Linked DNA regions of Homo sapiens: region 1 is linked to region 2. A link is a contact called in ENCODE Hi-C or POLR2A ChIA-PET data. All regions are on one chromosome and are shown on one strand. The core of a region is the stretch at or near the end of the contact, and the rest is flanking DNA. Distances in the headings are between cores, read along the strand shown. Region 1 holds the start of TXNDC9 (thioredoxin domain containing 9). Region 2 holds the start of LINC02611 (long intergenic non-protein coding RNA 2611).

What was found. Hi-C counts contacts between places; a loop is a spot of excess contacts on that map. ChIA-PET counts read pairs that join two places held with the same protein, here RNA polymerase II (POLR2A). Pooled maps may share reads with other maps.
Region 1: a map of naive thymus-derived CD4-positive, alpha-beta T cell shows a loop between it and region 2 (16-fold over the local background). The contact joins the promoter of TXNDC9 here to the promoter of LINC02611 in region 2. A Hi-C loop is called at or near these places in 2 of 168 maps with a recorded cell type or tissue (both naive thymus-derived CD4-positive, alpha-beta T cell) and 10 of 50 pooled maps. POLR2A ChIA-PET finds 5 or more read pairs at or near these places in 2 of 52 experiments (CD4-positive, alpha-beta T cell and CD4-positive, alpha-beta memory T cell).

The regions. Positions count from the first base shown.
Region 1 is chr2:99,331,926-99,338,065 of GRCh38, reverse strand. It overlaps TXNDC9 (thioredoxin domain containing 9), which reads left to right and starts at 1,733. Exons shown (of 5, transcript NM_005783.4): 1 at 1,733-1,827; 2 at 4,824-5,044. The coding sequence starts at 4,856. It overlaps EIF5B (eukaryotic translation initiation factor 5B), which reads right to left and starts at 677. Exons shown (of 24, transcript NM_015904.4): 1 at 477-677. The coding sequence starts at 511. RefSeq lists enhancers at 479-588, 295-796, 809-918, 939-1,018, 1,029-1,078 and 5 more and a silencer at 249-408.
Region 2 is chr2:98,769,262-98,775,483 of GRCh38, reverse strand. LINC02611 (long intergenic non-protein coding RNA 2611) reads left to right here and starts at 3,586. Exons shown (of 4, transcript NR_126337.1): 1 at 3,586-3,865. RefSeq lists enhancers at 1-800, 1,106-1,606, 1,607-2,107, 4,244-4,744, 4,745-5,245.

The sequences.
Region 1 (6,140 bases), core at 484-2,983, 560 kb before region 2:
CACCTCCCCATAACTCTAACGTACCTGAAACCGCGAGTAGAGAAACCCGGCCGTACATCACATTCAAGCTCCCTTCCCTCCCAAAGTACTCACAGGTATAAGAGGCATAAAAAGAACTTCCCCACCCTCGCCAAGAGTAGCGCGGAAAAAAACTCACACTGGCCTGGGCCACGCTGGCGAAGCCGCCTGACCCTCCCCGCGCGACCAGGAACCCTCAAATGACTACCCCGCTCCTCAGGCCGGGGAAGGGGTGCCGGGGGAGCGAGGCTCGACTGGGAGGACCCGCCCGCCGTCGAGGCCCTACGTGCCCACCCGGCCCGGGGGCTTGGGCCCGCTCCGCACACTCTGGGCCCAGGCCTGGTACCCCGCGAAGCTCATCGCGAGCCCAGACCCCGGTCCGACGCCGCGCCCGGCGAGACCCGCACACTCCACTGAGCCACGGCGGCCGCCGCCGTACGGACCCAACCCCTATCTACCTGTCTTCGCTCTTGTTTTTCTGTTTCTTCCCCATTGCTTGTCAATGGCGCTCGTGGCCCCAGCCCCTCTATTCGGTCTCTCACAGACCCACTGTCTCCCGGCTGACTTTGGTCTCCGCTCAGCTCTTTTCCCCTCGTGCTGCCGCCGCTCGCACCCGGCTCTCCACAGACCCGCGCACTGGAACAGGACACATATGGTGTGAGTTCTCAGTGCGCAAGCGCATCGCCCAGCCGCCTCGGCGTGAGGACGCAGGGCGCGGCTCATCGAGAGCTGCGCTTCGGGTAGAGCGTCTCCGGTTGACCGGCCGACCAGGCAGCAGCCCGAGCGCCCCCTGCCCTCAAGCGTCCGCCACGAGCCGACACCCGCGGGTTTTCCACGTTCTAGAACCCGGAGGTGGACAATGAAGCTGTCAATTTCGCCACCTCACCCCTCTCCCAACGGGGAACGCACGCTTCGGTTCAGGAGTGGGCTTTGGGCTTCCCTTTATATCTTTGTATTCTCAGCCGCACGAAGTTCAGTAAAGAACCACAACGAACCAATAGAGTCCTCTGGGGGTTTGCGAGAGAGATAAATTCAGGACAAAATAGGGACCTCTCAGTAACATCCATGCATTATGCATTATGTACAGTCACTGAATAAAACAGAACAGGACACAGCCGATCAATTCCCTAACATAGGTCTTCAGCTTCACCCTCAAAGCGAGGGCGAGTTCTAAAAATTCCTGTGTTTCGAAGAGTCAAGAGGGGACCTACAGGGGTGGTGGAAAATGTTCTATATCTGGATCTGGCCGGTGATATTTTGGGTTTTAACTATGCAAAAGTTAATTGTGCTGTATATGTTTATGCCTCGACTTTAGGAAAAATGTTAACAAAAGAAAACAAAAAAAAGAAAAATGTTCATTCAACACTAACAGAATGGAAACGCAGTTCAAGCGTCACGGCTGAGCGAGAGCACAGCTGTCTCATTTCCAGTCTGGCGCACTGGACCGTGAATACTGAAGCACGCTCCTGAGAAAGTCCGGCCACGACAGCCTGCGCACTAAGAAACTGCAACTCCCACAATGCTTTGCGGCCTTCCAGTTCGGCCGTGTACCCGGAGGAAAGCAAGGGTCGGACACCTTGGGTTCCGGGCTGCTGGGCGGGAGGCGCACGCGCAGAACTGTTCGCCACCCGACCGCCCGCCCCTTCCTCTGGCGTCCAAGGTGATATCGCGCGAGGTTCGCAGCCAATAAGGAGGCGGATGTGACGGCCCGTTTGCAGCCGCCGGCAGCTACTGCAAGGCAAAAGCCGGAGTGGACGTGTCTTTTGAAACTGCTGCTCTTTCACTTCTCAGGCGTCACCGAGAGCTCAGGTGAGGCAGAGGGTAGTGAGAAGAATCCGACCACCACGTCCGGGTGCTGGTGAACATTCTGCTGCTCCACATCCGGAGCGGAGGAGGGGCGCGGCCCCAGCACCGGTGTCGGTGTCCTGGCAGAGGCTCTTGCGCAAGCGCACCAGGAGGCGTCGAAGTTGGGGCCACCGGGACTGTGCTTTCCTCTGTTTCCCCGGGCGCAGGGAGTGGCCGGCTTGCCATTGGGGAGGTACCTGGGGTTCAGTTAAGGACCAGGCCCCTTGATTGTTTTGGCGGATACCTGTAAGGGTGTCCAGGAAATGACTAGGGAATTTGAGGACGCGCTGTGTCCCGTCCCACCCTTCCAGCGGAGCTGTAAAAAGGAAGAATCAGAGGCTGTGGTTTGAAAAATGAAAAGCTAACGAGGGGTTGCATCGTCTCTTTACCCCATTCTCAATGCTCTGACCACCAACACCTACACCCAGAATAGCTCTTCTTAATCTCGTCTTTTTCCAGTTATCCCATAATTAAATTCTGGGCTCATTCTATAAAGTTCCAGGGTAGGCATTCTCTGTGCTTATCCCTGGAGCACAGCTTCCAACGTTCAATTCAGTATCTTATTATCTTCTCCTTCCAGCCCCCTCACTGAGGGTCACAGTCCTACTGACATTTTTCTTGGGCGATAGGGAGCGTGGAAATCTTTGCTGTGTTTGAAATACAGCACCTTTCCAATTTTATAGCACTCACGAGGAGCTTACAATTTGGTTTTTTAGACTCAAATACTTTTGAAACTTAACAGTGTAGTAATTTGAACAGAAGTCAGGCACGTGTTCATTCAACGTTAAATACATGTTTATTGAGTACCTGCTGTGTTCTATGGAGATACAAAGATGAAATCAAGTATGCTTTTCAAATCCTTTTCCTGTAAAGAAAAAGGAATCAGAATTGAAGTTTGCAAGAATATTTCTCTTCAGCTCAACGTTTATAGAGGGCCTGTGTGGGTCAGAATCTGTGTCAGAAGCTGAGTGAATGAATTCACAGTTTGTTGTGAAGTTTGGGGTGCTTCAGTATTATTTGCAAATGTATCATAGTTCATTGATATGCAACAGCCTCCTGCTTTGATAGGCAAATTATAAATCATTTCTGCAGTAATAACCCTGAGATACACATAAACTTGCCCTCTAATTGTTGGTATAAAATTTCTCGTACAAAATACTCCATTTCTTTTAAAAGAAGTAAAATTTTGGCCGGGCGCGGCTGGCTCACGCCTGTAATCTCAGCACTTTGGGAGGCCGAGGCGGGCGGATCACGAGGTCAGGAGATCGTAGCCATCCTGGCTAACACGGTGAAACCCCGTCTGTACTAAAAATACAAAAAGAAATTAGCCGGGCGTGGTGGCGGGCGCCTGTAGTCCCGGCTACTCGGGAGGCTGAGGCAGGAGAATGGCGTGAACCCAGGAGGCGGAGCTAGCAGTGAGCGGAGATGCGCCACTGCACTCCAGCCTGGGCGACAGAGCGAGACTCCGTCTCAAAAAAAAAAGTAAAATTTTGTACTAATTGCTAGTACAAAATACTCCATTTCTTTTAAAATATATAGTCATGTGCCACATAAGGACATTTCAGTTTTATGAGATTGTAATACTGTATTTATCGTACCTTTTCTATGTTTAGATACACAAATGCCATTATGTTACAGTTGTCTGCAGTATTCAGTACAGTAACATGCTGTACAGATTTGTAGCCTAGGAGTAATAGGCTGTATGGCATAGCCTAGGTGTGTAGCAGGCTGTACCATCTGGGTTTGTGTAAATAGTCTATAATGTTTGAAACAATATCAAAATCACCTAATGATGCATTTCTCAGAATGTATTCTCATTGTTTTGTGGGTTTTTGGTTTTTGGTTTTTGAGACAGGGTCTGGCTCTGTTGCCCAGGGTGGGGTGCAAGTGGTGCGTTCTCAGCCCACTGCAACCTCTGCCTCCTGGGCTCAAGGTATCCTCCTCCCACTTCAGCCTCCCTAGTAGCGGGGACTACAGGCACACACCACCGGGCCTGGCCAATTTTTCTATTTTTAGTAGAGACAGGGTTCCATCATGTTTCCCAGGCTGGTCTCAAACATCTGAACTCAAGTGATCTGCCCACCTTGGCCTCCCAAAGTGCTGGGATTACAGGCGTGAGCCATAGCACCCAGCCTAGAATATATTCCCATTGTTAAGTGATGCATGACTAATTGAGATAGGTCTTCCTTTCTAATCTGAATTAGTTCTATTTTGAAACTCTGATTTTACACAGAGGAGTGATGTTGGAAAAAAACCCAAAATTTAGAAAAGTATTTGGAGTGTTTTACATCAAAGTTAACACTGTCAGTAAATGGAAACCAGTATTAATTTTTGTGACCTCATAGACTTTTTTGTTAGGTAATGGGAGAACAGGAATGGACATTAATGCTCAGGGAACACCAGGCACTCTTCTTTACATAAATGGTAATGAGACGTCTTAGGAGTTAAATGAAACTCATTTGGGCAGCAGCCATGAAAAAAATCTGTGTTTTGCTCAACTGTACTCTGTGTTTAAGTAAAGTTTAATATATATATTTATGTGTAAAACCTCAGTAGGTATACCTTCCTATTGTTCGCAGTTGTTTCTGATTTCTCTTTCCCATTGGTAAAGAACACTGATTGTCAGTATATATCACTAGGTATAACTTCACAACTCATTTCTCTGTGGTTTGGTGATGGTCTTAAAGACTTGTCTTGGCTTTAGTATAGTAAAACATATGCTAAATCAGAAGCACCCTAAATTTGCTGTAAGTAGTTTTTGAGTGGTGTGACTAGAACCTACTGAGAATTAAATTTAAAAACACATAAAAATTGTTAAGCCCAGCATCAAGTGCTTGGATGTCGTTAGAATACTCCATAGAGTACACATTATACACTTGCCAGAATTTTTGAAAATGGTAGAGAAAACCTTGCTTATTGTTTGCATTTTTTAAAATGTATTTTGTAAATCTTCTCCCCAGCACCCAGGCTGAACTCTGTACCATTTGGAAGAATGGAAGCTGATGCATCTGTTGACATGTTTTCCAAAGTCCTGGAGCATCAGCTGCTTCAGACTACCAAACTGGTGGAAGAACATTTGGATTCTGAAATTCAAAAACTGGATCAGATGGATGAGGATGAATTGGAACGCCTTAAAGAAAAGAGACTCCAGGCACTAAGGAAAGCTCAACAGCAGAAACAAGTAACCTCTCTGCCCTGCTTTCTGAAATTGCTATAACAGTATGCGCCTAACAACTTATATATACATGTGCTGTAGTAGTTACATTTCGTTCTTTGTGTTTAGGGTTTTTAAAATTCAGAATACCTATTACTGTTAAAAATTTGCCCAGAAAAAAATATGTTTTAAAGACATTCAAAATTAGCCCAATCTCTATATTAATCCACAGTCGAGTAAAAGAAAGATCTGCCCAAGATCGTTTTTCTGAGCTTGGATTTGTTTGGTTGAATGGAGGGCTAGGGAGTCATTGGTTTCCATTTCAGGTAATATTAAAGCCGATTTAGCTATTTTCAAAGCAAACGAGATAAGACAGATGAGATAAGAGCAATTAAGTCAATTTATGTTGAAAAATGTATTTCAGGCATTTCCAATGAAATAATTATGTGGCATATTCAAAAGAATGCATGCTTTGTAACAAAGGTGGCCACAGCTCTATCGTTGTTGCCTCTTAGAATGTTTGTGTAGAATAAACGCAGAGTTGTAAACTCTGACTGAAACCAGTGGATTAAATTCTGTAAATTGAAATTTTTTTTTCTGCTTTTTGAGATGGAGTCTCGCTGTGACACCCTGGCTGGAGTACAGTGGTGTCATCTCAACTCACTGCAACCTCCGCTTCCCGGCTTCAAGCAATTATTCTGCCTCAGCCACCCGAGTAGCTGGGACTACAGGCGCACACCACCATGCCTGGCTAAGTTTTGTATTTTTAGTAGAGATGGGGTTTCGCCATGTTGGCTAGGCTGCCCTTGAACTTCTGACCTCAAGTGATCCGCCCACCTTAGCCTGCCAAAGTGATGGGATTACAAGCGTGAGCTACCGCACCTGGCCAAATTGAATTTTGATTAAAACATTTTTTCCACTGGGTTACATGGAAATACTTTATCACCAACTCTGGTTCCTTTTCAGTTGACTGTGACTTAAACATGAGGCTTAACTTTTCTGAAGAAATAGGGAGTTTTGACCGGGCATGGTGGTTCACATCTGTAATCCCAACACTTTGGGAGTCCAAGGTGAGCGGACAACCTGAGGTCGGGAGTTCAATACCAGCCTGGCCAACATGGTG
Region 2 (6,222 bases), core at 2,337-4,836:
CTACATGGCATGGTCAGGCTTTTGAGACTTGTTTGAAATGTGGCCGGAAAAGGGGAGGCTGACGTGGGAGGAAGAAATGGGCACGTGTCCCTGGCATCCGCTGCGAGTCCTCCTGCCTCCCTGAGAACACAGTGCACAGCATCCGGGAGAGACTGGCCAGGACTTGGTGTTCAGTTACCTCCAACACCAAAGACAGTTGGACTTGCATTCCCTGGGGCCAGCTCACAAGCTTCAGAGAGCTCACAGCATAATGTCTTCTTCTGACACATGCTCACTGAACATCCACCATGAGCCAGGCACTGGGTAAGCACTGAGGAAACACGGGGCTAGTGACAAGGATGTCTCTGCCCCCAGTGGGCTGTCAGCTCACTGGGCAGAGGAGTTGGGCAAGTCCTGGGGCAGAGACAGAACGGCCCTTCCATGCAGGGCACATGGCGGTCACCACCGCCAGAGGATCTGCTGGAGTAAGCAGGAGAAGCCCTGCTGAGGTCTGGATGTTGATGTCCCCCCAAATTCCTATGTTGAAGCCTAACACCCGTGTGCTGGTGTTAGGAGGTGGGGCGTTTGAGAGCTGGTTAGGTCATGAGGGTGGGGCCCTGATGAATGGGATAGGTTCCTACAAGAAGAGGCCCCAGGGAGCCCCCTCGCCCCTTCCACCATGGGAGGACACAGACAGAAGTCACCATCTATGAACCAGAAATTGGGCCCTCACCAGACACTAAATCTGCCCCTTAATCATGAACTTCCAGACCTCCAGAAGTGTGAAAAATAAGCATGTTGTTTATAGGCCACACAGTCTATGGTATTTCAGTATTGAAGCCCGAACCACCCAAGGCAGGTATGGCATCCACCATCTTGCAGGAAGTGGATGAAGGGGAGGGGCAAGGGAGGGTGGAGGAGGGGAGCCGGCGCTGAGACCCAAACCAAGAGCAAGGGCAAGCTGAGGGGCGGGGGCATTGTTGGAGACCATGCTTAGGCATTTAGAATTTATTCTAAAATCCATGAAAACTTGCTGAAAATTTTTGTTTTCATCTATGTGACATTGCTATCATCTGTATGCTAACAACTCCCACCTTTATTTCCTCCCAGACCTCTGTTCTGAACGCCATGTGCCTCCCCTGGTCTCTGGAAGTCCAGTAGGCACCTGTACATCTAGACACCTCCCCTGCACACAAATCTGCTCTTCCTATGACAGTCCCTGTGTCATTGTCATAAGAGATACATTTGATTCTCCACCCTGGTTCTGGCACGAGAACTCTAAAAGCCTTGGGATTTCCTAAGAGATGAGGGTGAGAGGAATGTCTTTTGTTATTCAAGATGAGCCCCTTCTAACCATACCTGAGTTTATAGTGAGCTCCTAGAGAGCCTCAGGTGGGAGTGGTTGCCACAGGAACCAACCTCGTGACTACAGGGTTAGCACTTTCAGCTCCCCCGTCTCCCTTCCAAGGAGATGAGAAGGACTGGAGGTTGAGGTACATACCAATGCCCAGTGTTTTAATCTACCATGCCTAAGGGATGTGACCTCCACAAAACTCTTCAGGGACAGGGCTGGAGAGCTTCCGGGCTGGTGAGCACAGGGAGGTGCTGGGATGGTGGCGCATCCAGAGAGAGCCTGGACACTCCGCAACAGTCACCCCGATGCCTTGCCCAGGGCAGTCCTTCTCTGCTGCCCCTGAGTTACATCCTAATCATAAACCAGTATGTGTAAGTAAAATGTTTTCCTGAGTTCTGTGAGCTGTTCTAAACCTGAGGAGCAGTTTGTGGGAACCACCAGTTTGTAGTCCATTGGTCAGACGTCTGGGAGGCCTAGGCCTTGCAACTGGCCTCTGAAGTGGGGGCAGCCTTGCAGGACAGAGCTCTTAACCTGTAGGACCTGAGGCTGATGGATGGTGTCAAAACTGAATTGAATCGTAGGACAACCAGTTGGTGTCGGGAGAGCTGGAGAACTGGTTAGTGTGAGGTAAAAACCCACACACTTGGTGTCAGAAGTTAGAACAGAAATGATTCAAAGTCCCTGTGTCAGTGAATGCTTTGTCTCCGCCTGGATGCCTGTGCCAGGCACCTGGGAATCACCACACACCCTCCACATTCGGTGCGTGCCCTTGTCTGTGGGTTCCGCTCCACAAGCCACCACAAATGTATCCAGGTCTGTGCACCTCTGCTCTCACCAGCCTGGCCCCAGCCTGGCCCCAGCCCAGCCTCCCTGAGCCACTGCAGCAGTCTCCCAGAGGCTCAAAAGTGGTGCTTAAGACTTGCATTTGAGAAAGATGGGTTTTGGATAAATGTGGAGGATGGACTGGGGGCCAGTGAGAAGGGGACAAGGGATAGTTTCAGCAACCCGTTCCTTCATGTGTTCACTGAAGTCATGATGCACCGTGAGGGCCTGCTGTGGGCCAAAGCCTGGGAGGGGACTGGGGATAGAGAATGGAGTGTCACCCACAGAGAGAAGAGGTTCATTGGGCGGGGAGACGGCTGAAGTTGCCAAGAGAGAGCTCAAAGGGAGGCAGGGCTGAGGCCAGAAACCCTAAGGGATGGATCAAGGAGAGGAATTGAGGAAGGACAGAGAGCAGGAGCATATGGACAGAGGAGAGGCAGAAGCCGGGCTCTGCAGGGCTGTGGAAGCTGGAGGAGTAGGTTGTCCCAGAGTCCCGTACCCCTGGGGATCCAGGAAGGTAAGAGGGAAGTCAGCAACAAGGAGGTGGGAGAGGTTCCTCGGCATGTGGGGCGGAAGCCAGACTGTGGTGATTGAGAAATGTGTAGGGGTGGAAAAGTGGCTGCAAGGCACGACCACAGGCGGGAGAGCCGACTGTGAAATCTGCAGGAATTTTCTGAGCCAGGCGCCAAACACAGCCAGTGTTAAAAATTAAATGATGAAAACTTACAGTTAAATAGGTTACATAGAGACAAAGCAATAAATACTGAAAACTCATCTCTTCCTAGTTTGTTACCTTCTACCAATAGCTATTCCCCTGAGATAATGTCCATCCATTGTGTCCCTGTGGTGAGAATGCTATATGTGAGTGATTACTCACGTCTATGCATCTCTTCCAACTCTGCGTGTCGTGTTATCTCACTGGTGGCTTGAAATTGGCTGTGATGGGAGTATTTACACCACAGAAACCAGCAAATTCCTCAAATCAGACCTTTTTATTCCCAGAGAGTCAGTTGTGAAACGTTTACCAGCACCACTGGAGGAGTGAGATCAGAGCACTTTCAGTAAGAGAGCAGTGGCACGTTAGCAAATGGAAGGGAGAAAAAGACAGCAGCAAACGTGGACAGGTTTGCGGGCTTTGTGGCAGGGAAGTGAGCGCGTTGCCTCTGATGACTTTCATTTCTCTCAGTTACACTGAGGTGAGGCCAACTGCTCTGTGTGTGGAAGCCAGAGAAGAAAGCAGCACAGAACAGATGCAAACCAAGGAGGCTGGAAGATAAGAGCAGAGCCATCAGGACACGAGCCCCTCGCGGGTATGAAACAGGAGTCGTGGGAGCAAATTAGTAGGTGCACTGCATGGAGGGACGGAAGGGGCAGGGAGGAGCATCTGAATGTAAGATTTCAGAGAAGCTCATTTTGTCAGCATTTCAGAGCTTCCTGTGTGCAGCATGGATCTAAAGCTGGTGGATGCAGGGGGGTGAACAAGACAACATCTTCACTTCCTGCATGCTGATGGCAGAAGTGAGACATCAGCGAAGAAACATCACGATCACCAAATTACGATGAACACCATGGAGGAAACAAAGGACACTGTGACACCAAGGAAGGAAGGGAGGTTACTTTTCATAGTGGCTGTAAATAGAACTGAAGGCTGAAAAACAGCTGTTAAAATGGCTTGTTTGTTTGAAGATGAATGAGAGTACACAATAAAAGGTAATTCTCCCTCCCATCCCCAATGCCAGCTTCCCTGTTTCTCTCCCCAGAAGCAGCCATGGTTCATCACATCCATTTCCAGAGGTATCCTAGGAGCAAGCTGTATGAGGAACCGGGGAAAGAGGAGCATGTGCAAAGGCCCTGGGGTGGAAAGGGCCTGCTGTGCTCTGAGCTGCAGCAGAGCTTCTCAAGCCTTAATTTGCATTTGAATCACCCAGGGATCTTGCTGAAATCCTGATTCCTGATTCAGTAGGTCTGGAGAGGGCTTGAGATTTCTAACAAGCTCCAGGTAATGCTGAGGTGCCTGATCCAGATCTCACTTAGAGTATTAAATAAAGTCCTAGGGGATCGTTAGAGATCAATCCAGCCAGAAATGTCATAGGAGAGGGAAGAACAGGTCAAGACAGGGCTGCACAGACAGGTGGGGCGGCTCAGTCGGGGTCTCTGTGCAGTAAGAAGCGTGGGTGTTATTCTAAGTGCGACAGGAACTCACTGAAAAGCTTTGTGCAGACTGGGGTTGGGAGTGGCGTTACATGATCTACTTATTCTTTCTAAATCACTCTATCTGCTGGTTGGGCAGGCAAAGTGACAGTGGGAGATCCACTGGGAGGCTACTGCACAAATCTCAGCCAGAGGTGACAGTGACAGGACCCATGTGATGACCGGGAAGATGGACGGAAGTGGGCAGACCCCAGGGGTATTTTTTTTTTTTTTTTTTTGAGACGGAGTCTTGCTCTGTCACCCAGGCTGGAGTGCGGTGGCGCGATCCTGGCTCACTGCAAGCTCCGCCTCCCAGGTTCACATCATTCTCCTGCCTCAGCCTCCTGAGTAGCTGGGACTACAGGCGCCCACCACCACGCCCGGCTAATTTCGTGTGTGTGTGTGTGTGTGTGTGTGTGTGTGTGTGTGTGTGTGTGTTTGGTAGAGATGGGGTTTCACCGTGTTAGCCAGGATGGTCTCGATCTCCTGACCTCATGATCCGCCCACCTCGGCCTCCCAGAGTGCTGGGATGACAGGCGTGAGCCACCGCGCCCGGCCCCTAGGGGTATTTTTAAGGTGGAACCGAAAGAACTCATGGATGGGTTGGATATGGGGAGTGAGGGAAAAGGAAGCATCAAGGACGCCTCTTGGGGTTGTGTCTTGAGCAAGCGAGCAGCCTGGGCCAGCATTTACTGAGGCGGAGGGAGGAGCAGGGAGATTGAGAAGCCTGCACGTCACCAAGCAGAGATGTCAAGAAGACCTCGGGGCGGGGGTGGGGGGGGGGGGCGGGGGGCAGGGGCGTGGGCATGTGTGAGGCTGGGGCTCCGAGGAAGGTCTTGGCGTGGAATATAAGTTGGGAGTTGTCAGTAGAGGCATTTTCCAAGGCTATGAGAATGTGCTGTAGAGAAGAGCAGGAGCTCTAGGATGAACCCTGATGGGCATGATCCCTAGGGATTGGGTAGAAGAACAAGCGACCAGAGGGGCGCGGAGGGAGGCTGCAGGCGGCTTTGCCAGCAGGATTTGAAATGAGGAGATTTTATCAGGGCTAACTCAAAGGGTTTGCATTTCACCTTTTGCCCCCTCTTGCATAAATGGCGTCATTTGAAAAGAGAAGAGACGGGAAGGAGGGGGAGTCAGGAACGCGGGCGAAGCGCATCTGCCTGGTTCTGGTGAGACCAGCCCGGCAACTGTCAAGTCATCCCTGCTTAATAACACCTGCTGGAAGGACAAAGGAAAGAGCTGCTGGCACCGAGTCACATGTCCACACAAACCACAGAGCGGGCCGTAGATGCCAAGCCCTTCCCCTTCCCACCCTGTACCTGTTCTTCATGTTAATCTATTACTCTAATAATTTATTCATTGTGTAGCAAATGATCATTTTCCTATCATTTGTTTATTACTATTTTTACTTTCATTATCACGTTAGATTTTCACACATGGGAGCATATGGGGGACATATTTGTTTATTAGTTTATAACCTAAAATGAATATTTTATACAGGAACATTTTAAACAGAGGCAGAAAAACCCTTAACCCAATTTTATCTTATGCTAAAATTTCATTATCACCAATTCTCAGGCCTCCAAGCACTGTGCAAACAATCCTCGAGGAATGGGTGTTATCAATTATTAATAACTATTAAATTAGCATGGAGTTTGATTTTCCCCTAAGTATGTTTCATAACTGCAGAGCAGAGAAAGAGCCTCTGCTCCCTTCCGGGTCTCCTGTTCAAATAAACCTGAACCTGGCCCAGGCACCCAGGCATCTTGGAGTGGCCAGCAGTGAGCCCACGGCTGTGCCTCTGCCCTGCAGGGCACCCGGGGCCTGGAAATCCTCCGGGGTGGAAGGATGAACCCTTCTCCCGGGGAATTTCTGGC